Linked DNA regions of Homo sapiens: region 2 is linked to region 1. A link is a loop called in an ENCODE intact Hi-C map of the cell type or tissue named here. Cell type or tissue: endothelial cell of umbilical vein. All regions are shown on one strand. Links, peaks and the distances in the headings refer to the core of each region. The heading gives the core; the rest is flanking DNA.

Evidence for each region. Peaks named below come from ENCODE experiments on the same cell type or tissue, not always from the same donor. Only the 100,000 strongest peaks of a DNase experiment are listed, where the experiment ranks them.
Region 2: it touches region 1 in a loop (2.1-fold over the local background); 5 of 110 quality-filtered maps call a loop at or near these places.

What each region holds. Positions count from the first base shown.
Region 1 is chr6:150,682,274-150,685,190 of GRCh38, reverse strand. All of the region lies in intron 2 of PLEKHG1 (pleckstrin homology and RhoGEF domain containing G1), which reads right to left. Among named protein-coding and RNA genes, the nearest start is that of PLEKHG1, 84 kb to the right of the region's middle. In endothelial cell of umbilical vein, for the core only: no CTCF peak of the experiment used is centred there; a DNase peak (open chromatin) is centred at 1,680; H3K27ac peaks cover 2,391 bases.
Region 2 is chr6:150,766,193-150,769,109 of GRCh38, reverse strand. It overlaps PLEKHG1 (pleckstrin homology and RhoGEF domain containing G1), which reads right to left. Exons shown (of 17, transcript NM_001029884.3): 4 at 372-472. Among named protein-coding and RNA genes, the nearest start is that of MTHFD1L, 98 kb to the left of the region's middle. In endothelial cell of umbilical vein, for the core only: no CTCF peak of the experiment used is centred there; DNase peaks (open chromatin) are centred at 1,289 and 2,419.

The sequences.
Region 1 (2,917 bases), core at 148-2,647:
GCTCAAGTGTGGGGTTTGGTCCTGTCTTGGAAGAGGGGGTTAAGGAGAGATCTTGAAGAACGGCCCAGTGTCACTCATTGGAGACAGGATCAGGAGGTGGGAACACAGCTGTGCATTCACCTGGAACCATCTCTTTGGAACTTCGTGTTCCACTGCAGGAAACTGCAAGGGCTGAGAATTAGGAGTGGTAGGGAGTTGAAGAGAGCCTCTATCAAGAGAAGCAGAAGCAACTTTGACCCCATCCTTAGGGTGAAGTGGCAGAGAAAACGCAGCGATGCTGAAAGCACACACGTGCTTCCTTAACCGGACCTGCTGCGGGTGAACCACGCCTTTCCCGGAGATGCAAAGGGAAGCAGCTCAACAGCAAGCCCATGAAGTCATTTCCCCCCATCCCAAACCTGTCTTATTGTAAGATACACCCCAACCCCCCGCCATGAAAAGGGACACACTGAGAAAAGAAACACATCTAAAGGACTCGGTATGAAGGCTATTAAAAATCTACTAACACCCTCCTAGTGGTGCTCTTCTTGGAGGCCTCGATCATTACTGCTGCCACAGATCCAAAAATCCTCATCCCCCATGGGCCAATCAGAAGTCCAAGGGGAGACACAGGGTTGGCCAGAACCATTTCGGAAGCACAGCAAACTGCCCAAATTCAGACACTGAAACCCCTGCACAGCTGCTGCCATCAGCCACCAGACAGCATATGGAGGTATGTGAGAAAGTAGGCAGATGGAGCCAGTTGAAATTTCAAATACTAGTCCCCAAGCCGCACCTGGATTTCCCACGTAGGAGAACCTCCTTTGTGCATTCGTCATTCCCGAAACAGCCAATCACAGTACTTCTCGCACTTTGTTGCGATGATTTACTTGCTACAGTTTGTCTCACGCAACTATCTATCCCCAAGCCTCAGGGGGCACTTAATGGGATGGAGATTCCCAGGACTTGCTCTGAAATGGCTGTTCTATGAGGTCTAAGATAGTGCCAGGGAGCCTGCATTTTCTAACGCTTTCCACATTTGCTTACATTGTCAGCCTGGATCTAAGGATAATATGAAGATGCCAATTTACTAGCCTGAGGGCTTCTTGAAGTCATGGACCACAGCCTTCTTTGTGCCCAGCATAGCGTATGTACCCAGCACATAGACTGTTGGGTGAAGACAGTCCCAGAGGCCAGGGACATCTACCTGCGGTCTCCGCCCGAGGAGGCTGCCTGATACTTTTATCCTTCCATGAAACCCACTACTTGCCACTGCCCTTGCCACCACCCTGGCTGCAGGTGCCAAACCATAGGATCGCTCCATCTTACCTCCATCCCAGGCCCCTTCAATATTCCCATATTTCACTCGCCTGTGATGCTTTGGCCCAGAACACGATTTGTCCAGGCAGCAGTTTCCTGCCTCTTCCGCCCCACCAAGAATGGCTCCATCTTTCCTTCAGACGTCCTATGCCCTGGATACTAGCGCAGAGGGGTCCGTGTGTCAACTCAGGGTTCAAGTTGAACAGCATCATTGAACACTCTGTCATCCTTAGTTTGCCAGTTATAGCAGGTGGATGCACAGTGTCCAAGGTTTTCCCCAACAGGAAGCTAAGTGATGACCGTGACTGCTGTGGGAACAGCAGTGGTCAGGAAGAGGAAGAAGGGTAATGTCCTGTCTGGGAGGTCAGCGCCACCCTTCCACACACACACACGTGCTTCCTTCACCGGACCTGCTGCGGGTGAACCACACCTTCCCCCGAGATGCAAAGGGAAGCAGCTCAACAGTGAGCCCATGAAGTCATTTCCCTCCGGAACCTGTCTTATTGTAATATACACCCCCTCTCCTCTCAAGAAAAGGGACTCACTGAGAAAGGAAACACATCTAGAAAACCAGAATCATCCTGAAGGCTGTTTAAAGACCAGTGTGGCTCACAACAAACTTTCGTTCATGGGTGTTTGTTGCTAATGTCCTATCATGACGAGTTGACAACTATTCTCTAAATTTCATAAATATAAATACTGTCCCCATCTGCCCTCTACAGAGGATAAGGTTGACTCGGGCCATGTGTCTCTCTGGAGTCTCTTAGGGCCTAATGTGGTTCTGAGCACAAAGAACACATGCCAATTGAAGAAACGTGTGTCAAGCTGTGATGATGTAGTTGTCAACTGTTAAGATGCGCACGAAGCCATCAGCATTAAGTATGACATCCAACCCTGTAGCAAATACTTGACCTCCTACTATAACGTCAGGGAGGAGTCTTGGGGTAAGGGTGGGGCTGTGTGTGGCATGTTTCATCCTCACTCCTGCTGTTCTCTCATGTGGGTGGTGCTCCAGGAGCTCCTGGTCTCTCTTTAACCCGCATATGCCTCTCTTGGGGGCAGGACTCAGGAATTAGACTGGCATGCATAGGAAGGGAAAACTGGGCAGGCATGATCTGGCTGCACTCTTGCTTTCAGGGCACAGAGCTGCCCACTGGTAGCACCTGCTTTGCCTCCCTCCTGCAGGTGCAAGGTCTGCTCCCGTGTGTGAAGGGCTGCTCAGGTCAGCCTGCCATCTAGGAAGTTTCCGATTCTGAGTTCGGTATTAGGATGGCTGCACACCCAGACATGAGACACAATCTCCGATGTCAGCTTATCAGCAATAAAGGTGAGAGTTTAGTCTCCCTCTGCCTTCCTGCTTGGTTTCAAATTCTCAAACTGGGCAGAACCTGGCCGGGTGGAAAGGGTCTTCACTGCCCTTTCCCCAAGCCTCCATGTCTGGTGGACTGGCTCAGGGACATGCACTTGAGGAACAAAATGACCCCCGGAGATGGTGGCTTCTGACAGATGCGGCACTGTGGGTGTGGGCCATTGGTTTCTCATGTGGCCACTCGCAGCACAGTGTTTTGTGCCACACTTTGCTTTTGCAGTCTTGCAGGTGGCCTTTATCGTGGCCTGG
Region 2 (2,917 bases), core at 221-2,720, 84 kb before region 1:
CCAGCCCACTCCCCAGGTAGAAGAAAAGTTATAGAAAATTCAGTGTAGCTGGGGATCCTGGAGACTAAGCAAGTACATATTCTTGGATGTCATGTTCATGTCATATTGTGGAAGAAAAGATGTCATTGCCCCACCAGGGCAAATAGGTTTCTTCTCTGAGCCAGGAGGATGGAGAGAGAGAGAATATGGAATACATGTGAGACTCATAAGGAAATAAGGATACTTCCAAGCAGAAAGCTTCTTGGCACAACAGCCCACAAAAATATATGAAGCTGAGTCAGGGGTTACAGGTAAAGTTTCTTAGGCTGCATTCATTTGAGAAATTTTCATAATGCTCGTATGTGAGAACAATCTTTTGAATATTAACTTACCTATTGAAGTGGTAGATATCCTGTATGTTTCCAAAAAGGGCTGATCTTTCTTCGGTCCCCAGGGGAAGTTTTGTTTGGTCCCTGATGCAGTCAAGGTAATCCTGTGAGATCAATGAGAAGGATGCCTTAAACACTCCTGTCCTTTCCAAGTCATCTTTAATTATGCCCAGTGCATCTTTCATATCTGTTTCAAGTAATTATTTTACTAGTGTGCTCATTAACTCTGAGAGTACACAGTTGCTCTCTTATTACTGGCCCTAATACTCACCTATTTATAGAACGAAGAGTTTTAGGAAAGAGAAAGAGTGTGGTATACATTCTGTCTACTCCCTAAATATATTAGAGCTTCCCCAGATGGGGCTACAATGACCATAGTGCCAATAACGTCAGTTTTGGTATAACCACATCGTCTGCTTTTTCTTTGACTGATTTGTATGATTAAAACATACTCTAAAATTCATATAGTGAAAAACCAGAAATAAAAATTCTGAACTGACAGAATTTGTTTTAAACATAACCTTAAGTCACAAAACTATCTGTTGTTAAAACTATAGAACCAAATTCTTTTTCAAATACCAACTTATTTTTTTAAGTGAAAAAAATAAGCATATAACTTACTATGCTGTGTTAATTAGCCACAGAAAACTCTCAATTGATTTTGTATGTTTTAACATAGAAACAGCTCCCAAACAGATCTGCTGTGGATTGAGACCCATAGTGGGTTAAACTGACATAGCTTAGAAGTTATTTGAACTGTTGAGAAAGAGGAAAGCTGCTTTCTGCCCCTTGTGTGCTAAAGAGTTCATAACTGAGTGTTCCCCTTTCCCTAGCAAGACTTGAAAAAGGATTCTGTAGGAGGCAGGAAAACAATACAGAAAAAAGTGAAAACAGCTGAAATAACGTAAAATAAAAAGTAAATACAGTCCTTGCCCTAGGCTGAACAATGAAGTGTGGCTCCCTCCCAAACGTAACATGGCGATCTGCAGCATTTAGAGGAAGTAACCCTGTGAAAAGCCAAGCAGACCATGAAAATCCCAGCACCGCAGCCGCATTCCAATGTCCAACAGCAAACACTGTCGTGTTTAGATGCAGCTAGAGAAAGGAGAAGCTGAAATGTAAGATCCATTAGATAATTGTTTCTTACGCCTTTTATTAATCCACCTTCATTCTCTCATGTTCTTTAGGTTCCTCCAATGCAAAATAGGCAAGGCTTTCATCATTAACTTTCTCAAGTGGCACATTTCACAGTTTGCATCAAATTAGGTTTCGTTCTAGTGCTTTCATACTAAAATCATTGTCATGCATAAACCAATGTACATAAACCTTTTTTCAAAACAAGCTTTGTGGTAACAACTTTTCTTCTTAAGAAAGTAGTCACCTCGGTAAGAAACTAGATTCAAAAGATTTAAAAGTAGTTGGCATTAAAATCCCCAAATAGCTTGGCCTATTCTCCTTACTGTTATAAATGGAACAATCATAAGAGCTTGAGTACCTGCATAGGACAGACAGGCCCAAAAAAGGCCCAAAAAAGAAAAACAAATGGAGGCCAGAATTGAAAGAATGGTACATTTTGAACAACACATAAAACCTACACTCCCTCAAAATAAAGAAATATATTCATTGATATTTCTGTTAAATTACACATGGTCCAAAAGGATGGACTAATACTCAATGTGCAGTGAATGTCTGTATTTAATAGCAGCTTAAGACTTTGCTGGACATTTTGGAGGGCATATTGTACACAAAATTAAGAAGGTAAAACAGAAGGATGTGGATGGGCATGAGCCACACACAGCATGGCAGGATGAGGGGCGGGGCAGGGGTGGAGGGTGCAAGCCACATTCACCTGGCTGAATTCAGAGGCTCTGCAGTGGGGCTTAAAGAGAGAATGAACAATCCTTTCTCTCACTTCAAGAGCGAAGCTTGCTCATTTGCAGAAACCTGATACTAAATTCTTCATGTGAGAGAAAGGTTGAGTTAAGGGGCTTAAAGAATTTCATCTGGGGTTACAGACAAAGAACCATGGCCAGCATCCAACAACTGATGGCCCATCGCCAGCTCAAAGAGTTTCAAAAACCTCAGAGTCCATGGCAGAGAAACTAAATTTTAAAAGTTGCTTGTTTTCAGAAATTATTGAGAAAACAGATCGTGAGGAGTCCACATTTTTGTAGACCACTCTAGAAAACAGATCAAAGTTGTATGGTCATAACTTGTTCCCCCCCACTGATCATAAGTACATCTTTTAAATCTAATACTTTAACCCTAGACTAGCTCCTGAAAACTAAGGCAGCATGCCCTGCATTCACAGCTGTAATCATCTGTAGCCAAATGAGTGGTTTGAAGCTCAGTGATAATAACAGTTCATTCTGCGCCCGAAATGACAGTGTAAGGACACCAACGAAATTTATTAGAGCCTGTCATGCTGCTTATTAATTTTATTGGCTTGATGTCAGCACCTATGGTTACCCTGCTGTTAACAACTATGAAGGATCAATTTAAAACTTTTGCACTGAAAACAATTATTCTCCAAGAGGATCAAAGAATTT